Regions from separate parts of the Homo sapiens genome. Here all the other regions are linked to region 4. Evidence: chromatin contacts called from ENCODE Hi-C or POLR2A ChIA-PET data. All regions are on one chromosome and are shown on one strand. The core of a region is the stretch at or near the end of the contact, and the rest is flanking DNA. Distances in the headings are between cores, read along the strand shown.

Region 1 (2,700 bases), core at 69-2,568, 1.2 Mb before region 4:
GATTTTGTCTGCTTACAAAAATATCTTTATACTTAAGCAGAATTCAAGTGAGAAACCAATCTGGCTGCAATTTAGTTATGCCTATAAAATGTCCTAGGAAAATGGAGCTTTAATTGGAATCTTACAAAGTAATGCATATGTAAGTATAAAACAGCAAGAAATTGTAACTAGAAGGCTCTCTATGCAGAGATTAACATGCTGAACAAATTTAGAGACTTATCACCAAATCACTGCACTTTCTCACAGCTGCACTCCTGATGCCTAAGAGCTTGTGCCCATGGTCAGTCTATCCAATGCCATTTCCCAAAACCAAATCACATTAACCCAGACTTTCCCGCAAAGGAACAGGGCAAAATCAGTTTAGCAATGTGTTTGGTACAGCTCTCTCAAGCACTACACTTACCTTTTTTTGGATTTTATACCGCTTATGGCAGGTCATGCGTTTACTTGCTTTCTTTAACTCTACAAAGAAACACATCACAAATCTGTTAACCCAAATGATTAGTTCTGGGTTAACGCACTATGGAGTTATATCCTTTTCTTGTGTTATTGGCTACCAAACCTAACGTTAAGTCTAATGCGAAATGCCTAATGCAAACATACGTGCTACTTTCAAATCCCAGAGAATTAAATTCAGTAGATCCAGAATGGAGTCAAAATTCCCTGCACTTACCCTCACAATATTAGAATGGGATCATACACAACAGCGTATGAGACACAAAACGACAACCACTTCGTGTCAAACAGCACGAATCATAAGGCAGGAGAGGAACACTGAGTCTGGGAGGCGATTCTCAGCTCTCACCTGGGCCAGTCTGCACGTGGCCACGGAAAGAAAATATTGGGCCTCAAACCTGGCTCAGACGCTGCTTCCTTACGAAAATCTAGCCTAGTCTTCCCCACCCTCTGCCCGGCTTCGTTCCGCAGAATGAGCCCGCGCGGTTAACATGATCGCCGTAGGGACTTCCAACTCTCGGTTCTACCAGGAAATAGGGCCAAGGCCTACGCGTAGGCTCCCACCCCCATACCAGCAGAGACAAAGCCGTAGCCGTAGAAGAGCGTCGTGGTGGCTGCAGCAACTTCCAGACGTGGGTCCCTCCACGCCCGCCTCCCGACCCCACTTACTAGGCCTTTTCATATTGGCTGTAGAAGGAAGCACAAACACATCAACCTGCCTCCGCTGGCGCCACGTGTGAACTGAAGCCACTGACGAGCGTCACGCACTTACGCTGCCGCCGTAAAGTGCGTCACCGCCTCTCTGCGTGCGCGGGCACGCAGTGTCGCGCGGAGCAGGGATCGCTTGGCGGCCGCGGGACTGGTTTTGCGGCGGCACCGGGAGGGGTAAGGGAGGTGAGGGCGGCGGGTGCCGAAGCGACGGCAGCGGCCGCGGCCGGAGGAGCAATAGCAGCAGCCGTGGCGGCCACGGGGCGGGGCGCGGCGGTCGGTGACCGCGGCCGGGGCTGCAGGCGGCGGAGCGGCTGGGTAAGGCCGGGCCCAGGGCGGGTGGGGCCGCTCCCCCTTGGTCAGCTGCCGGGCCTTTGTGTGGGCCCGGGCGGGCGGGAGCCGCGGCGGAAGCCCCGCCCCGGCCGTGGGGACGCGCGGGTCGGGCCGGGCGCGCGGGGTTGGGCGGGGCGCGGCGGCTGGCCTCCGGATGGGCCCAGTAGCCTTGTCGCACCTGCCGGCAGGGACAAAGGCGCACTACGGGTCGGAAACTCCCCGCGCTCCTCTTTCCCGCTCGTCGCGGGGCAGCTTCAAAGCTGTCAACGTTTCCCTCAGTCCCCAATACCAGTGACAGGTCGGGAAAGTCCTTCATTTCCTCCGTTGCTCAGGGCCTCTTTTTTTTGTTGTGGTTTCTTGACGGTTCGACACAAACTCTTAGTGATTTTCTTTCCGTATTTTTTCCGGGTATTTTAATCAATGGGACTTGTATTTATAGTAGAGGCCAGATATTTCAGCTTCTCAACACCACAAAGAATCCGGGATTTTGGGAACTGTGTATATTTCTTGGTTTGGGGAAGCACAGTTTTGTTATTATAATAAGTTTTAATTTAAAGGGGAAGAAAGAGTTGCAAAAATATAGAAAAAGCCCTGAAAAATAAGTACACGGTATAGTGGATATAGAAATTCTTACAATAATTATAGAAGCGTATGTTGGGGTGAATTGTTTTAATTAACTTACTTTCCAACACAGGATTCTTGACAAATAATTTTAGGTATTATTTTTTTCTCCATTTGGCTATGTGCTTTTCCCCAAAAAGTGCAAATTGGACTCATGCACATAAAAGAGTAGCATAATTTTTGCTTTATTACTTACAGGTCGCCCATATTTGATTTTGAGCTCCAAAATGGAAGATTGGAAAATATGTTTTGAAGAGGTGTTTCAAATTAAAACAATAAAGAGTTTATGTGTGGATGAATGGAAGGGCCTTGACCGCTTTCTTTGGCTTTGGGAATGTACAAAATACCTCAAATGTTAATATCCTACCAAAATTCCCAAGATAAGTAAATTGTGGTGTATCTATATGATAGATTACTATCAAGTCATCAAACATCATGAGGAAGAATGTTGACTTGGAAGAACCTTCACTAAAACACAGGCTGTAGAATAATATATGTGGTTTGTTAACATTTTGGTAAAAAATAATAGGTAACTAAGGCATAAATACCAAAAACCGAATGACAACGTTAAGAGTGGTTTTT
Region 2 (2,700 bases), core at 1-2,500, 1.2 Mb after region 4:
TTGCCTCTCTCTTCCTAGCTGCTCCCCCACCCCCCAAATGGGTTAAAAATACCAAAGTTCCCACCACATCAGTAGCCGGAGCAATTATTTCAAGTGGGCCAGGCCCTCTGGGAGGCAGATCAACTTCATGGCAGTCTCCACAGGCTGGAGACAACTCACCCCACGCTGGGAGCATGAGCCTGGGTCCCTGCCCAGCTCTGCATGTCCTGCTAAGGGTCCTGGGCCTCACAGCTGCAGTTCTCCATGCGTGGAGACAGAAAGATGGGGCTTCTTAGGCTGGGAGGGCTCTGGGGATGCAGCGCCAGGGAGCATTGAATTTCTGGTGCTCCTCACCCAACTGCTCCTGAGGGTTGATGAATGGTTGAGGTCCAGCCTGGGACAGCTCCAGGCAGCAGGGGATGCCCAGGAACCAACCTCATGGAGTCCCTTCAGTTGGGGTGCAGGACACCTGGGCAGCCCCTTCCTGCCTGCAGCCCCCCATGGCTGGGAATTTCCCAACCACCAAACACAAGGCTGAATTGACAGGCCGCCTCCACCAGTGCTGGGACAATGGAGCCTTATGCCCTGGAAATCTGAGCCTGGGTGGGAGGCCGGGGCAGGTGGAGGCCTAGCTGTCTGCACTCAGGGAAGCCCTGCCCCCAGGATCCCACCCAGACCCACTGCCAAGACGGCACCAGGGCAATCCTGTCAAGGCCCCGCATGGCCCACCCAGGGAGGGAGGCACTGGGTGAGTTAGGCAGACAATGCCAGGCCCTCAATGGTCCCTCTGTGCAGGGTTCCCCCTCAGGACAGAAGGAAGGAACCATCTCCCGCCCGCTTCCTGCTGGGCGGGCATCGGGGCTCTGGCGCTCCTGCTCGCACATCTGCGGCTCAGCGGGGTCCAGGCCTGGGCCTCTGAAAGAAGGCGGGGACCTGGGTTGGGCGCAGGATCCTGTTCTCCGTGTCGTCGGCCCTCGCAGGCAGGGGCAGCAGGAAAGGCCCGAGGAACTGGGGCGGGGACCGGGCCTGGGGGGCGCCGATGTCCTTCCGACCGGGCGGCAGCAGCCTTTCATCTCCTGCCAGTGCCGGCGGCCGAAGCTACGGGGCACTGGCAGGTGTGCGGGGACGGGGTCCCGGGTCTCTGGCTCAACCCTCCAACCCTCCCTCCCTCCCCGCCTCCGCGGCGCCGACCCCGGCCCGCCCTCTGCCCAGGCCGCTCTGTCCTGGGGCGGCCGCGGAGCCGTCGCCGCCTCACAAAGCTGCCTTTGTGTCCAGCGGCCTCCGCGGGACCCGCTGACGTCAGCCTCTGTGACCAGCCAGGCAGGGCAGAGCACGGGCGGCGGCGCCCCCTGGCGGCCGGAGGCGGATGCGCCAACGCCGGAGCCCCACCCAGTCGAGGCCAGCCTTTCCGCGAGCCCGCCCCCACACGTTCAGGCCGCGGCTGCCCCCGGGAGAAGGTCCAGGCGCCTCGATGGCACTCAGGGCCCGCCCCACAAGCATCACCAGCCTTGCCATCTGCAATTCCCTTCCCCAGAAACGCGCGGGCCCTTCCCACAGCCTCATGGAGCCTTCCATCTTCAGAGTCAATGATCTGCAGCTCTCCAGGCCCAGCCTGGGGCAACCATCACATGGTAGTATGGCCACCTGTCACTACCCTTCAGGTTTGGCGGCGGCCCTCTGGGGCAGGGAACTTTCTGAATATGTCTTAAGGCCCCTACTGGCCTTTTTAGTCAAGCCAGGACTGCATGCGGCCCACCTGGCTGTGTGGCCTTGGCAACGGACACTCTCAGGCCTTGGTACCTAAGTCGGAAGTCACTTTCTCCTTCCGCGCTAGAGAGGCCGGCCACCCCTCCTGCTCCAGGTGTGGAAGAGCACCTTACAACAGCTCCCTTAGAAGCCTGCCCAGCTGCCCGAGACCCAAGGCTGCAGAGTACTGGAAGGGCGGGGACACACGGGCCCCACATGTATGCTGCCTAGTCCAGGTGGGAGAAATGAAGCTCAGAGCGTGGGGCTCCAGGACGGCCCGGAAAGCTGAGTCAGGGCCCTGACTCAGGTTGAGGACTGAGGTTAGGACCACCATCACCTTGGCACACCTTAGCCCAGGCCTCTGCCCCTGGGAGAGAATACCCATCAGTTCTCGGTATTTTTTTTCTTTCTACATTTTATTATTTCAAACCAGGTGAACAATTCCATAAAACATGTGAAAAAAGCAAGGAAGTGTTCAACGCTGAAGGCCCCGGGCCTGGGACAAGGGCATGAGGGGCGTGGCCCCCCAGCAGGCAGCGGCGGTTCCTAGGTTAGCGCTAGGGAGCTACATTTTAGGTTAATAGAGCCTGGGGCCAGGGCCGCTGGGGCAGGGCCCTCAGTGACGTTGGCAGTTGTCTGGAACAGCCCTTGGAACCCAATTCTGTGGAGGGCAGGGCAGGGGTGCCGCTCGCACGGGGGCGGCCAGCAGAGGGACGGGTGTAAACACGCAGACACACTCAAGGCACGGAGTCACTTGGAAGGGGGGCTGGGGGGGGGCTTGCTGGTCAGGATCTGACAGTTTTAAATAGTTTTTCTCTAAAAAGTTTTCTAGATTTGCAGTTTTTTTTTTTTCCTTTACTTTCATTTTTTTAAAAAGCTACGAGAATGAGCAGGTGGACTGTGGTTTCCAGGAATGGTGGCGTCTCACGCTTCTTGTGCTTTTTCCTTTGGGGCCTCCGAGCGGCTGGGGTTGGG
Region 3 (2,700 bases), core at 121-2,620, 1.6 Mb after region 4:
TACAGGCATGTGCCACCATGCCCGGCTAATTTTGTACTTTTAGTAGAGACGCGGTTTCTCCATGTTAGTCAGGCTGGTCTCGAACTCCCCACCTCAGCCTCCCAAAGTGCTGGGATTACAGGTGTGAGCCACCAGGCTCGGCCTGGTAATAGAATTCTATAAGGAAAGGTGCTACAACTATCCAGAGAGACCTGGGACCTGTCCTGCAGGTTAGGTATCTAGTTAGATGCTAGTTTCTGAGACAAGGTTCAAATTCAACTTTTGTGTTTCACCAAAATGGTAACATATTATTTAGTTACTTTCTTCACTGCCAGTCCTACCATCACGCACCAGCTCTTGACACCTCTCGTTAGAGACCTCACAAATTCAGTAATGGTGACATATTTAAATCATTCACGCTGGTGGCATTTCTCAATAGGAAGGTGGAAACTAGCAAGCCGAGGGCACAATCCAGGGTTCAGAAAATGAACCAGGTGACCATGTCTGCATGTCTACTGAACTCCTTCACTTAAATCCGGCTACTCTGACCTTCACAAGCAAACCTGGAATATGCAAAAAATACAATTACGCTCACGGTTTATGTACCCTACGAAACAGGGCCCTTCCTTCAAAAAAAAAAAAAAAAAAAAGGCATTCCCAAAGTTGAACCCATTCGCCTAACGTCAATTCTAAAATAAAGAGAAAAACATCTATTTACACCGCTAATGGAATCTAAAGCGTGAATACGATAAAACATCCTTCTCCTTCATTGCCTAACGGGCGCAGAACCCACCAGACCACTCTCCCGCTTCCAGGTTCTACCGCCCCGACGACCGGGCTCGGAGCTCTTGTGCCCTCCGGTCCAGCGGAGCCTCCCTTGTGTCTGTCCAAGTCTGAGGACGAGGCTACGTGCTAAGCACAAGAGCTCCCTTCCTAGTGATGCCACAGAATTGGATCTGAAACAGGAAAACCGCAAGAACAGCCCGCTTACAGCTCCGAAGAGTAGGAGCACAGAGCCGCAACCACGCGCCGGCCCCAGCCTCACAGCTGGCCGCTCCGCGGCGGGACCGGTAATCTACTGCCGCGCCGGGCCCCGCCCCAGGCCCGCGACGGTTCCGGGGCGTTCCTGCCACGGGCGGCGCCTCCCTCATCTCACCGTTGCTTGGTCTTCTTCCCGAGCGAGGCCGCAGCCGCCCCGCGACACTGAAGCCACAGCTTTCAGGCTGCGCGGGCCTGCGATGTCTAGAGCGGGCCTGTCTGCTGGCTATTCCCTGGCAGGCTCTGGCACGCCTCCCCTCCAGTCCCGGGCCCTTACCTAGGCGGCGAAGCCTCCACGGCCCGCTCCTCCTTCTCCTCAGCCTCCGCCACCGACCCAGCGCCGCGGACACCGGAACTTCCTCCGCGCGGGGCCACTGCTACCACAAAGGCGCCGCGCCGCTGCCTTCAGCGCTCGGCCCGCTGGGAGATGAAGTACAGCTGCCGGTCCCGCAGACTCTTACTCCCGCCGTGCCCCGCGCGCAGGGGACTTGCCTTCTGGGGTGGGTCGTAAGAGCACGCTGTCCATCGCCATCCAATAAGAAGGCGCGCTTACCCGCCCTACTCCGCGTGACCTGCTGGGAGTTGTGGTTTGGCCTCTGCCCTGTGACACCTGGTCCTCTTGTGCTTTCCTCTCAGTTGATTGAGGCTTACAGTTTTTTGGTGGCTTGACTTTCCTGAGGTTTGCTCCCTGCCAGCAGCTCGGGTACGGCCCTGGCCTGCCTAGCTCGAGGCCTCCTTATTGTCCGTTAGTGTGAGAGAAATGGAAGGGAGCTTCTTCGGGAGTAAGTTTAAGCCATCTCCAGCTGGTTGGCGGGGCGCGGTGGCTCACGCCTGTAATCCCAGCACTTTGGTAGGCCGCGGCGAGTGGACCACCTGAGGTCAGGAGTTCTAGACCAGCCTGGCCAACATGGTGAAACCCCATCTCTACCAAAAATACAAAAATTACCCGGGCTTGGTGGCAGGTGCCTGTAATCCCAGCTACTCGGGAGGCTGAGGCAGGAGAATCACTTAAACCCGGGAGGCAGAGGCAGAGGTTGCAGTGAGCCGACACTGTGCCACTGCACTCCAGCCTGGACAATAGAGCAAGACTCCACCTCAGAAAAAAAGAAAGAAAGAAAAAGGCCGGGCGCAGTGGCTCATGCTTGTAATCCTAGCACTTTGGGAGGCCGAGGTGGGTGGATCACGAGGTCAGGAGTTCAAGACCAGCCTGGCCAAGATAGTGAAACCCCATCGCTACTAAAAATACAAAAAGTAGCCAGGCGTGGTGGCGCATGCCTGTAATCCCAGCTACTCAGGAGGCTGAGGCAGAGAATTGCTTGAACCCGGGAAGCACAGGTTGCAGTGAGCCGAGATCGCGCCACTGCACTGTTGCCTGGCAACAGCGCAAGACTCCGTCTCAAAAGAAAGAAAGAAAGAAAGAAGTTGGGCGCAGTGGCTCACGACTGTAATCCCAGCACTGTGGGAGGCCGAGGCGGGTGGATCACGAGGTCAGGAGATCAAGACCATCCTGGCTAACACGATGAAACCCTGTCTCTACTAAAAACACAAAAAATTAGTGGAGCGTGGTGGCGGGCACCTGTAGTCCCAGCTACTCAGGAGGCTGAGGCAGGAGAATGACGTGAACCCGGGAGGCGGAGCTTGCAGTGAGTCGAGATAGCGCCACTGCACTCCAGCCTAGGCGAC
Region 4 (2,700 bases), core at 117-2,616:
ATGCCCCACAAGAGGGACTGCTGGTCAGAGTAAGGAGTCCTCTGGTTCTGCTGTTAATTGGTTGTGTGATGCTGGGCAAGTCGCTCACTCCCTCTGGGCCTCATTTTTCCCAACAACATGAAGAAATTGAATTAAGTGACCTGTGAGGTCAGTCCTGCCTTAATCTATGAGCTTTTGATTTTTCACTTCTCTGCCTCACGTATAATAACCTGGCAATAAGTATCTATTGATTCTTACAGGCTAGGTCTTGAACAAAAAGACAGAGGCTGGGTGCAGTGGCTCATGCCTGTAATCCCAACACTTCGGGGGGCCGAGGCAGGAGAATCGTTTGAGCCTAGAAATTCAAGACCAACCTGGACAACACAGTGGGACTTCGTCTCTACAAAAATTTTTAAAAATTAGCCGGGTGTGGTGGTGCACACCTGTAGCCCCGGCTACTTGGGAGGCTGAGGTGAGAAGATAGCTTGAGCCCAGGAGGTTGATTGAGGCTGTAGTGAGCTGTGATCGCGCCACTGCACTCCAGCGTGGATGACAGAGCGAGACCCTGTCAAAAAAAAAAAAAAAAAAAGACAGAGAAAAAAGAGGCTGGGAGAACTCAGCCCAGGAGTTCGAGAACAGCCTGGCCAACACGGCAAAACCATGTCTCTACCAAACACGCACATACAAAACAGAAACAAAAATTGGCTGGGTGTGGTGGCATGCGCCTGTAGTCTCAGCTGGAGGCTGAGGTGGGAGGACTGTTTGAGCCCGGGAGGCGGAGGTCATAGTGAGCTGAGATCGTCACTGCACTCCAGCCTGGGCAACAGAGCGAGACTCTGTCTCAAAAAAACAAAACAAAACAAACAAAAAACAACCAGTGCCTTCTGATTTAATGAGTGCTGTGATTTCTGATATGTTTATGAGAAATATTTTCTTAGATCACGGTATGTTCTAGGTAAGATAAGGCAAATGGCCAAATAAAACAGAGGCTCTTTGCGCACACAGGTCAGAACAAGACACTGAAAAAGTATCAGGCGATTACAGTACTGTCTTAGAAGGATTGGCTCCCTCACTTTTCACTTCCGCCTTCCGAAGCAGCCAATGAGTACTCAGCAGTTCGCATTTATCCAAAAAAACTACAAATCCAGAAGTCAATGCGCCAGGCGAAGAGCTCATGCGTCAATTGGGACTGGTGGGCCCGCCCCTAGACGCGGAACTTCATTTCCCAGGCGTCCCCGGGGCTCTTCGATTTTTTTTTTTTTTTTTTTTTTTTTTTTTTTTTTTTCCCCGATCGTGCAGGCGTTCTCTTCCCGCCCCTTGCTCGCGGTCCTCGCGCCAAGTAGGCGCGAGCGCGCGCGCGCGGTGCACGTAGCGCGCGAGTGACGCATAATATGTGGGCCGCTGTGGAGCCGTGGTCGCGCTGTGTGTGTGTGTGAGTGGAGAGTGAGTGCGGGACCTGAGGCTGTGTGTGTGTGAACTGTGGCCACTGGCGGGGTCGGGGGGGGGCAGCGGCGGAGCCGCCTCGGACGGTGAGTGGGAAATGGAGGGAGGCGACTCTACGGGAGGGGCGCGAGGAAGCAGGTCGCGCGGCTGGCCGGGCGGCAGAGTGGGCGCCGGGCTTGGGGGAGGGGCGGCACCTGCTTGGGCCGCCGGCGAGGAGGGGGCGGGCCGGTCTGCCGGGAGGCTGGGCCCGGGGCCTGACAGGACTTTTCCTCCTCCTGATTCTTGTCCTGGGGGCGGGGCCTCCACGTTCTTCCTCCACTCCCCACGAGAAGCTTCCCGAGAGTAACTCTTCCGCCCGGAGTGGGGGGGCGGGGTGTGTCCGCCCCTACCTGGAGGAGGGGCGCATTTCATTTCCCTTGTTTTCTTTTTCCTTCCAATCCTCCTAGTCTCTGTTCCGTACGGGCTTGCGGGGCTCCATCTTCCGTACTATACGGCGGGCCCCTTCCCGGACTGTGTCTCCGCCTCCAGCTCCAGTCACCTGGGCGGGCTCTCCCGTCTCTCGGCCTCGTGCCACCTCTCCCTGCACCCGCCTGCCTCTTGGACCGTGCGACGGGGGCGGAGCTTTCCGGGCGCTCCTCCCATCCCCATGAAAGAGGGAAGGGTTGGAAAGAGAGGTGTGCGGGTCCCGCAGCCTGGAGTCAAACCTCAGAGTGCCCGCGAAGCTTCCCTGGAGTCTATTTCCGGGGGTTATAGTAGTTTTCAACTGGGGTGTCAGAAGCGTTTGCTTAACAACTTCACTTCTTAGACGGTTTTCTGTCTGGTTTCCTCTTACTGCGGTGGCAGCGCTCTGGTTTTCCATTTGTTGAGGAAATAGTTTTGGAGTGTTTGTATTTAGCTATTTTTGAGTCACAAATGACTCGTCCTTGGCCATGTCATGTTGGTCTTGGTTTTTCCTTACCCTGTTTTTTTGATGAAGCCTTTTAATTAGTTTACATGTCTTAATTTTTTATATTAGTAGCATCTTCCTGTTCAAAATGCATCGTTAATGTACAGAATGAGAGGTTAATTGGTAATATCATCCTGCATTTTCTTTTTCCAGCTTACTGGAGTTTACCTTTAATGTTTATGTAAATGTGTATATTTAGATTTTAGGATCTATTTAGTATTTTTCTTAATGATGTGACCATTTGGGTTTTCTATATAACATTTATTCATTACCCATTTTTGAGTGGGTATATATTTTTGGATGTTAAAGAGATAATAGAGAATTTGGGGAAT
Region 5 (2,700 bases), core at 172-2,671, 1.2 Mb after region 4:
GACGCTATCCTCCCTTCCCACCTAGGAATCATGTCAGGCCATCAAGGAGTATATGGACACTACACTGGGGCCCTTCATCCTGAACGTGACCAGTGGGGCCCTTCTCTGCAGTCAAGCCCTGTGCTCCGGCCATGGCCGCTGTGTCCGCCGCACCAGCCACCCCAAAGCCCTCCTCCTCCTTAACCCTGCCAGTTTCTCCATCCAGCTCACGCCTGGTGGTGGGCCCCTGAGCCTGCGGGGTGCCCTCTCACTTGAAGATCAGGCACAGATGGCTGTGGAGTTCAAATGTCGATGCTACCCTGGCTGGCAGGCACCGTGGTGTGAGCGGAAGAGCATGTGGTGATTGGCCACACACTGAGTTGCACATATTGAGAACCTAATGCACTCTGGGTCTGGCCAGGGCTTCCTCAAATACATGCACAGTCATACAAGTCATGGTCACAGTAAAGAGTACACTCAGCCACTGTCACAGGCATATTCCCTGCACACACATGCATACTTACAGACTGGAATAGTGGCATAAGGAGTTAGAACCACAGCAGACACCATTCATTCCATGTCCATATGCATCTACTTGGCAAGGTCATAGACAATTCCTCCAGAGACACTGAGCCAGTCTTTGAACTGCAGCAATCACAAAGGCTGACATTCACTGAGTGCCTACTCTTTGCCAATCCCCGTGCTAAGCGTTTTATGTGGACTTATTCATTCCTCACAATGAGGCTATGAGGAAACTGAGTCACTCACATTGAGAGTAAGCACGTTGCCCAAGGTTGCACAGCAAGAAAAGGGAGAAGTTGAGATTCAAACCCAGGCTGTCTAGCTCCGGGGGTACAGCCCTTGCACTCCTACTGAGTTTGTGGTAACCAGCCCTGCACGACCCCTGAATCTGCTGAGAGGCACCAGTCCAGCAAATAAAGCAGTCATGATTTACTTAGCTGTTTACTGAGCGCCTAAAATGTCCAGGCCCCGGTATCCAAAGGGCACAGGAAAGGCTTGTCACTCTCACCAGATCTGACGTCAGTCTAAGGGCGGCTGCTTCCCAGGGTGGGGCCCAAATTTCAAGAGGAAGCCCCACCTGATCGGACCGTTTCCAAGCTGTCCTGGGGCAGGAGGCCGGCGGGAACCGAAGCTAGACTTGTCAGAGCCTGGGGCGGGGCTGGCGGAGGCAGAGCCAGCTGGAGGCGGGGCCTGCGCCTGGCTGAAGTGACGTGCTGGGCTGGGGCAGGGCCTGGAAGAAGCCAAATCGAGGCGGGACCTAAGCTGTGACGCAAGGAGAAGGAGGAGGGGCCTGTATGGGGCCGGGTGGGGAGGAGGCGGACTCAAATGGAGATGGGGTGGGGCTCAGCAGGGGCGGAGCCAGGGTAGAGACTGAGTCGGCGCCTGGCGGGTGTTGTGACGCGCAAACCAGGGGCGGGTTCTAAGCGGCGACGCGCGGGTGCTGGGAGGCCTTAGAACGCCGTGGCGTGCCGCAGGACGCGACGGCTGCAGAACATCCGCCGCACCGCTGGGGGCCAACGTTGTCGGACCGAGGAGTCCGAGGTGGCGACTGAGTGAGATACCCAGCTGTGCGGAGCTAGGACGCGGAACATCCCAGAGGCCAGCATCAACATGTCAGTACCGCACCCTTCCCATTTGCTGCCTGTAGGTCCACCCCGCGCGTGCGGTCCCCAAGTGGCCATGCCACCCTGCACGCCCTCCCCGCGTCAGTCGTTCGTTTCCAGACCATGCCGAGCCACACCTGCCCACAGAGTCGAGCTCTCGAAGTCCTCATTCCCAAAAGCTCCACAGCCTGTGACCCACTAGGAGGGAGGGGGAAACCGAGGCCCGGGAGAGACGGAGAAGCCACTCTCTGAGGACCCCGGAGCCCCGCCCACAGTGGGTGGGGTCGGCACTGAAGGGGTTAAGGCCGCGGGGAAGCCCCGGGCTCAGCCCTAGGGGCGGATCCTGGGGCTTCCTCCCTCTAGACCAAAGGGTGCGGCTGCTGCAGAGGTGGCTGATGCAGGTGAGGGGCTTACAGCCCTGTGAATGGTGTGGGAGGTGAGGGGAGGGGGGTGCCTGTTACTGACCAGTGTTTAATTGGCCTCAAGCTCAGGAGAGGTAAGGGGAGCCAGGAGGCCCCCTCTGGAGCAGGTGAGTAGAAGGAGGGGGCTCAGCTGCCCGCCCACGACTAGAAAACCCCCAGCATAGACCTGCCGGACGGCAGGACCTTGGTTAAGATGGGAAAACAGTAGGGTTTGGGCACAGGAGGTCTGGGCCCCCAACCTGGTGACCGTTGGACACCCTGTGGATATAGGAAGGAAGCTGTGGTCCTTATCTAGGGTGCCTGCGAAACTCAAGCCAGTGGGGAACCAAGCCTGCAGAGGCAATACTGCTGTGTGACTGTGGGCCAGGCCCAGTGCTGGTGCTGCTGGGGCCCCATCTGAGGAGACAGTTGGGTCTATATCCAAAGTGTCCTGAGATGGGCAGAGTTGGGAAGGGGGCCATGGGCTCCAGGTGGGGAAGGCAGTCAAGACAGGCCAAAGCTCAGCCTGATGGGTGCATGAGTGGGGCCCCAGGATCCACTAAGGCAGTGGGCATAGCCCAGGTAGTTGAAAAGGCTGGGAGCTGGAGGAGACTCGGAACATAGGGAGAAGAAAGGGACAGGAAGACTCCCGGGCAGTTTTTCCTATGGAGGGAACCTTGGGTAGGTTTGAGCAG
Region 6 (2,700 bases), core at 21-2,520, 1.3 Mb after region 4:
TCACCCGCAGGGGCAGCAATATGTCGGCTGTCTCACCACTTCCACTTCCCCCCACTCCTCTAGCAGCCACCATCTTTTCTGGCCTTGGAGGCGGCCACAACCCTAACTCCTCCACTCTCTCTCCTACTTCCCAGACTGGCCTTCGAAACTGGAAAACATAGAGCCTCCTTGGGAAGCCTGAGGCCTGGCCCCCTCCCCCAGCGTGACCAGTGGAGCCTCAATCCAGCCCCGTGGGGGTTCTGCATAAGGCAGCCTAGGCCCTCTCCAACCCAGGGCTCCCGCCTCCTAGCCCAGCCCACTTGGTGCAGGAAGGGTGGAGGGATCTGGGGAAGGCCAGAGTGTAAGAGGACTTAGGGGAGGATCAGCAGAGGGTTTCGGGAGTGATGCCTGCAGAGAAGGATCTGGAGGGCAGGAAGCAGGGAGCAGGGCTCGCTGAAGGGGTTCCAGCTGGAGATGGGGCTCAAGAGCAGTTTCCCACTCGAGAGGTTCCTTGGGTCAGAGTGCACAGGTGGAGGATACAGATTCCAGACTAGGGATGGGGCACAGAAGGAGAAGGAGGGAGTGGGTGGGGGGCCTGGCAGGGGCCCCGCGGGATGCTCATGCCCAATAGGAATAAAAGGCGCAGGTGAGGAAAACAAGCGGAGCCTGAGGGTTGGGGAACAAGTGGCGGGCATCCTGGGGGTTTGGGCAAAGTGTAGGGAAGGATGGCGGGGCTCTGAAGTTCTGTGAAGCTAGTTAGCAAGGGGGGATGGCCAAGCAGGGCACTGGACCGCGGGTGTTGGGGCACTGTTGACTGGATTTGGAGGTCTGGGGTCTGGGATGAGACAGGGGTCTGGTCTAGAGTCTGGGCAGGATCAAAGGTCTAGTCCAATCTAGAGTTTTCAACCCTGGTCCTGGCCCAGGTGTGGGGTCCCAGACAGCCCGGGTCTGGGAGTTTGAAGCCCTAGTCTGGGAGGTCAAAGTCCTTGTCTGGGGATTCGAGCTGGGAATCAAGGATCCCAGTGCGGGACGCGGCCTCACCCAACAGCAGCAACTTCACCTCCCGCGCCGCCTTCTCTCCGTCCTCCCGCAGGTTCTTGTCGATCATCTTAGAGCGCTCGGCCGCCGCCTTGTCCTCGGCGCTCACGGTGCAGCCCATCCCGCCGTCCGCCGGCCCGGCCGCCGCCCGGCCCCCACACGGCCCACGGCCCGGCTCGGCCCCGCCCGACCCACTCCGCTCCCACCACCAGCCCTCTGCGGGAAGCACTCGGGTCGGCAGTTCCGAGCGACTGCGGGAGGCGCCTTCCCTACCGCCGCGCACCGACGGCGGGGCGGGCCGGGGGTGGGGCCTGGGCGAACCAAGCCTGTGACTGGGCCGGGGCGGGCTTGCAGGCGGGGCCAGAGGAGATTAGAGGCTGTTGATTGGCTCGAGGGCGGAGCGAAGGGGGAAGTTAGGCGCAGCCCAGGCTCGGGCCTGGGCTGCAGGCGGGGCCACGCGGAGAAAAGGCAATAGGGGTGGTTCCAAACCCCGGGACCCGGCACTGGGCGGGCTGCAGGCGGGACCGGGCTGTGATTGGGTGCGGAGCGCCGGGAGCTCTGTTGCTGGACAGCCGGGAGGGCGGATCTGTTAACCCGAGGGTGGGGATCCGGTGCCCTCGAGGGCAGAGCAGGAACCAGCCCTCTGAGCTTCTGCGAGTTGGGCGAGTTAGGTGGAGGAGGCGTGTCTTTGTCATTTGTTAAAGTTAATGAGTCCAGTAAACTTGTTTTGGGATCTACGAACTCGGGAGCCTTTCTGGACTGCGGTTTTCTCAGTCTTAAGGCGGGTTTACCGCCTTCTCCCTCTGGGTTGCAGCTAGTCGAAAAAGGAAAAAAAAAGGCCGGGCGCAGTGGCTCACGCCAGTAATCCCAGCACTTTAGGAGGCCGAGGCGGGCAGATCACTTGAGGTCAGGAGTTCTAGACCAGCCTGGCCAACATGGTGAAACCCCATCTCTACTAAAAATACAAAAATTACCCGGGCGTGGTCGTGGGCGCCTGTAATCCCACCTGCTCAGGAGGCTGAGGCGGGAGAACTGCTTCAACCCGGGTGGCGGAGGTTGCAGTGAGCCGAGATCGCGCCATTCATTGCACTCCAGCTTGGGCGACAGAGCAAGACTCCGTCTCAAAAAAAAAAAAAAAAATTGGTTTCCATCTTTACACCTTTGCCTAGGCTGTCTCCTTTAGCTGGGTGGCTTCTCATATCCATCCTTCCCCAATCTACCGGGAGGCATTCTTCGGCAGGCAGCCATCCTGGACTCCAATCTGGGACCAGGCAATCAGGACCCAAGGGAGAAAGGGAGAGAGGATGAGAGGGTGGAGAGGGAGGAAGAGAGGAGGGCGGGCAGGCAGGGTGAGGGGGTTGGGAGGGAAGAAAGAGGAAGAAGTTGCCACTGGACTTCTAGAAACAAAAGTGGCCATGATCTTATGACCTGTCTCTTCCATGGCCTGTCCACGTCTGGAGGTGGCCATGATCCCACATCCCACCCTCCTGTGGCCTGTCCCCACTGGGCAATGGCTGCAACCCTATGGCCAGGCAAAGGTGGGGTGGAAGCAGCAGTGTTTCTAGCTGAACATTTCAAGTCTTTCTGATCCTGTGCTCCAGGAGCAGCCCAGAGCCCCACCCTCGATTGGACATTTGAAGGGTCTGCCAAAAATTAACCACGAAGGCATTTTGTGTGACCCCA
Region 7 (2,700 bases), core at 125-2,624, 1.2 Mb before region 4:
TTTAAGACCTAAAAGAAAGGTGGGGGCCAGGCGTGGTGGCTCTCGCCTGTAATCCAAGCACTCTGGGAGGCCAAGGTGGGCGGATTGCTTGAGACCAGCCTGGCCAACACAGTGAAGCCCTGTCTTTACTAAAAATACAAAAATTAGCTGGGTGTGGTGGTGGGCTCCTGTAGTCACAGCTACTCGGGAGGCTGAGGCAGGAAAATCTATTAAACCCGGGAGGCAGAAGGTGCAGTGAGCCGAAATCGCCCCAGTGCACTGCAGCCTGGGCAACAAGAGTGAAACTCCGTCTCAAAAAATTTAAATAAATAAATAAATAAAAGGTGAAGGGACAACGTGAGCACCATGAAAACTCCTGCTGGCTTTGACCTTAAGATTATTAGCCAGAGTAGCCGCCAAAGGAAATAAGCTGTGTCCTTTTATATAGTTCGCACCATCTGACACTATTTTGGCATTCTACTTTTCCAATGATAGCAAAGGGAAACGCTGTTTGGAAGGATGAGGGAAACGTTGGCTTTGGGTCTCACTACTGAGTAGGTCTAACCAAACCAACCCGACTCACAAAACCCAAGCTGCCACTAATACCCACAAATTTCTTACCAAACATGAAAAAGCAAATCCGGCCATAACTATATAGACAGTCCACCCGAACTGTTCAGCCACGTACCCGTAGATAAATCCAACTATCTAGAGACAAATGAAGTATATTAAACACACTCAAACTGAGGGTTGGGAGGGAGGCGGGGGCGGAGATTAAATGTAAAACCAATACTTACTGCAGAAAAAAGAATAATTCCCTGAAACATCTGTTCAGCTAGCTTCTGGCCCTTGTAATCCTGGGGTGAAGCAGAGGAAAAAAAGAATTGGTTCCACCGCCGAGAACATACAATTCCTGCCCTGACCTCACAACTCTGGCACAGGGTAACCCCAACATCAGGGTCTCCCGCTCTCCTAAGGGCCTGGGCAAGATATTAAATTCTGGGCTTCCCGGGAGGAACTGAAACACCCTCACGGAGAATGGACAGGAGATTCTCGCGGAGTAGAAGAGAAGGGGACCCAGGAGGCAATTCGGGAAAGAGGGTGGACGGTAACCATCCGGGCCCGGAACAGCGCAGCACCGGGTCGGTGCTCCAACATGGGCTTCGAAGCTGCCAGGCACAAGAACGGCGTGCAGAGGTCCCCGGGTTGCGCCCTCACCATCTGCGTGGGCAGCGAGCTCAGATGCTCCAGCATGGCTGGCTGAGGAGGCGGGCAGCTGAGCGCGGGTGGCAGGCTGCGAGGCGAGGGCGACCGAGACTTAAGGACCGTGAGGGGTAAGGTCTGGCACTGCGCGTCAGTAGCCGGGCCTTCTAAGCCCGGGAGAGCGATGGCGGCGGCCCCGGAAGCGGAAGTCTCCGACGGGCCGGTACAGCCCGTGTCCCCGCCCCGCGCCATCGCTAGGCGACGTGCGCTTTTGCCGCGCCGTGCTGCCCGCGAGGGCAGCTGAGGTGGTGGTGGCGGCCGCCTTGTCGAGGCATCGCGCGCCCGTGAAGTGTTCGCCGTCAGTGCTGTTGGGTGCCTGGAGCCGCGTCCCCCGTCCCGAAAACTGTCCTTGACAGTACTTGCGCGGCCCAACGGCCGCCGGCGCCCCCGCGTCTCCATGGCGACGGCCTTTTTCCCTGCGAGGACCCCGGCGGCAGGGCTGCCCCGCGGCGCCTGCTTGGCGCGACGCTCTAGCGGTTACCGCTGCGGGCTGGCTGGGCGTAGTGGGGCTGCGCGGCTGCCACGGAGCTAGAGGGCAAGTGTGCTCGGCCCAGCGTGCAGGGAACGCGGGCGGCCAGACAACGGGCTGGGCTCCGGGGCCTGCGGCGCGGGCGCTGAGCTGGCAGGGCGGGTCGGGGCGCGGGCTGCATCCGCATCTCCTCCATCGCCTGCAGTAAGGGCGGCCGCGGCGAGCCTTTGAGGGGAACGACTTGTCGGAGCCCTAACCAGGGGTATCTCTGAGCCTGGTGGGATCCCCGGAGCGTCACATCACTTTCCGATCACTTCAAAGTGTAAGGGGGGCCCTACTGACCCTTGGAATTTAGGGGGGCTACCCTAGGCGGCATCCACAACAGAGAGAATTCCCTTGGAGAGGGGACCCTGGTGCTCGGCTGTCCCTCTCATCCGCGTAGAAAGTCCCTCATCTGGGGGCTCCCGAACTCAGCCCTCTCACATTGTGGCCGGCTTTACTGACCCTCACAGACCCAGGCTGGGCCCTCCCGATAGAGGCCAGCCAAAGGTTCACTCAGCCTCTCTTTCAAGGCTGGTGTATCTCTAAATCTTAGACCCTCCTCCGTTACCGTCAGCCAGGTGGGATGCCCACGTTTTGGAGAGAAACCGTTCTGAGGAACCCGGGCCTCTGGGTCCCAGCTGGCTCTCCGGCCCCCAGGTTATGTATTCTGGGTTGGCCACAAACAGTGGAATTCTAGGCACTCCCGGGACAGGGTGGGACTGCTGTCCTCATTCATGCAACCAGCAAATATTCACGGCACCTTGTTTGTGCCAGACAGCAGACCGAGGACACGGTTGTTACCAAGACCAGGCTGTTGCCTTGGAAGAGCCCAGAGCGTGTCAAGGGAGACAGCCACATCACGCCAGAAATACATGACAGCTGGATTAGCCCTGGGAGAGGGAGGCCCAGATGTGGGAGCTCAGGGGAGGTGCAGCTCAACGTGGAGT

What was found. Hi-C counts contacts between places; a loop is a spot of excess contacts on that map. ChIA-PET counts read pairs that join two places held with the same protein, here RNA polymerase II (POLR2A). Pooled maps may share reads with other maps.
Region 1: a loop to region 4 is called in a map of CD4-positive, alpha-beta T cell, with 9 times the contacts of the local background. The contact joins the promoter of PBRM1 here to the promoter of DCAF1 in region 4. A Hi-C loop is called at or near these places in 1 of 168 maps with a recorded cell type or tissue (CD4-positive, alpha-beta T cell) and 10 of 50 pooled maps. POLR2A ChIA-PET finds 5 or more read pairs at or near these places in 1 of 52 experiments (PC-9).
Region 2: a pooled map shows a loop between it and region 4 (7-fold over the local background). The contact joins the promoter of LINC03143 here to the promoter of DCAF1 in region 4. A Hi-C loop is called at or near these places in 2 of 50 pooled maps. POLR2A ChIA-PET finds 5 or more read pairs at or near these places in 5 of 52 experiments (B cell, Caco-2, GM10248 and 2 more).
Region 3: a loop to region 4 is called in a map of CD8-positive, alpha-beta T cell, with 7 times the contacts of the local background. The contact joins the promoter of RBM6 here to the promoter of DCAF1 in region 4. A Hi-C loop is called at or near these places in 2 of 168 maps with a recorded cell type or tissue (CD8-positive, alpha-beta T cell and transverse colon) and 12 of 50 pooled maps. POLR2A ChIA-PET finds 5 or more read pairs at or near these places in 4 of 52 experiments (CD4-positive, alpha-beta T cell, activated B cell, activated CD4-positive, alpha-beta T cell and 1 more).
Region 5: a map with no recorded cell type shows a loop between it and region 4 (26-fold over the local background). The contact joins the promoter of NAA80 here to the promoter of DCAF1 in region 4. A Hi-C loop is called at or near these places in 1 of 37 single-sample maps with no recorded cell type and 9 of 50 pooled maps. POLR2A ChIA-PET finds 5 or more read pairs at or near these places in 7 of 52 experiments (CD8-positive, alpha-beta memory T cell, GM10248, GM12878 and 4 more).
Region 6: a loop to region 4 is called in a pooled map, with 14 times the contacts of the local background. The contact joins the promoter of GNAI2 here to the promoter of DCAF1 in region 4. A Hi-C loop is called at or near these places in 7 of 50 pooled maps. POLR2A ChIA-PET finds 5 or more read pairs at or near these places in 2 of 52 experiments (CD8-positive, alpha-beta memory T cell and HEK293).
Region 7: a pooled map shows a loop between it and region 4 (12-fold over the local background). The contact joins the promoter of SPCS1 here to the promoter of DCAF1 in region 4. A Hi-C loop is called at or near these places in 1 of 37 single-sample maps with no recorded cell type and 9 of 50 pooled maps. POLR2A ChIA-PET finds 5 or more read pairs at or near these places in 1 of 52 experiments (activated B cell).

The regions. Positions count from the first base shown.
Region 1 is chr3:52,684,531-52,687,230 of GRCh38, reverse strand. It overlaps PBRM1 (polybromo 1), which reads left to right and starts at 1,318. Exons shown (of 32, transcript NM_001405607.1): 1 at 1,318-1,482. GNL3 (G protein nucleolar 3) reads right to left here and starts at 1,199. Exons shown (of 15, transcript NM_014366.5): 1 at 1,126-1,199; 2 at 404-462. The coding sequence starts at 1,138. RefSeq lists enhancers at 972-1,041, 1,036-1,724 and silencers at 1,362-1,511, 1,582-1,731.
Region 2 is chr3:50,258,776-50,261,475 of GRCh38, reverse strand. It overlaps LINC03143 (long intergenic non-protein coding RNA 3143), which reads right to left and starts at 1,250. Exons shown (of 1, transcript NR_198941.1): 1 at 1-1,250. It overlaps GNAI2 (G protein subunit alpha i2), which reads right to left. Exons shown (of 9, transcript NM_002070.4): 9 at 2,114-2,700. It also overlaps a transcript of SEMA3B not described here. RefSeq lists enhancers at 1-247, 770-869, 755-1,260 and a silencer at 1,040-1,459.
Region 3 is chr3:49,938,820-49,941,519 of GRCh38, reverse strand. It overlaps RBM6 (RNA binding motif protein 6), which reads right to left and starts at 1,370. Exons shown (of 21, transcript NM_005777.3): 1 at 1,295-1,370. RefSeq lists a silencer at 940-1,139 and enhancers at 696-1,217, 1,280-1,339, 1,370-1,419, 1,450-1,509, 1,218-1,740.
Region 4 is chr3:51,498,681-51,501,380 of GRCh38, reverse strand. DCAF1 (DDB1 and CUL4 associated factor 1) reads left to right here and starts at 1,366. Exons shown (of 25, transcript NM_001387579.1): 1 at 1,366-1,508. RefSeq lists a silencer at 1,477-1,706 and an enhancer at 1,817-1,916.
Region 5 is chr3:50,298,126-50,300,825 of GRCh38, reverse strand. It overlaps NAA80 (N-alpha-acetyltransferase 80, NatH catalytic subunit), which reads left to right and starts at 1,421. Exons shown (of 2, transcript NM_001200016.2): 1 at 1,421-1,613. It overlaps HYAL3 (hyaluronidase 3), which reads left to right and starts at 1,421. Exons shown (of 4, transcript NM_003549.4): 1 at 1,421-1,613. It overlaps HYAL1 (hyaluronidase 1), which reads left to right. Exons shown (of 4, transcript NM_033159.4): 4 at 26-933. The coding sequence ends at 343. RefSeq lists an enhancer at 1,688-1,827.
Region 6 is chr3:50,234,774-50,237,473 of GRCh38, reverse strand. It overlaps GNAI2 (G protein subunit alpha i2), which reads right to left and starts at 1,270. Exons shown (of 9, transcript NM_002070.4): 1 at 1,021-1,270. The coding sequence starts at 1,138. RefSeq lists a silencer at 1,063-1,522 and enhancers at 1,392-2,002, 2,003-2,613.
Region 7 is chr3:52,704,780-52,707,479 of GRCh38, reverse strand. SPCS1 (signal peptidase complex subunit 1) reads right to left here and starts at 1,374. Exons shown (of 4, transcript NM_014041.5): 1 at 1,198-1,374; 2 at 777-836; 3 at 601-687. The coding sequence starts at 1,233. It overlaps GLT8D1 (glycosyltransferase 8 domain containing 1), which reads left to right and starts at 1,689. Exons shown (of 10, transcript NM_018446.4): 1 at 1,689-2,033. RefSeq lists a silencer at 1,793-1,962.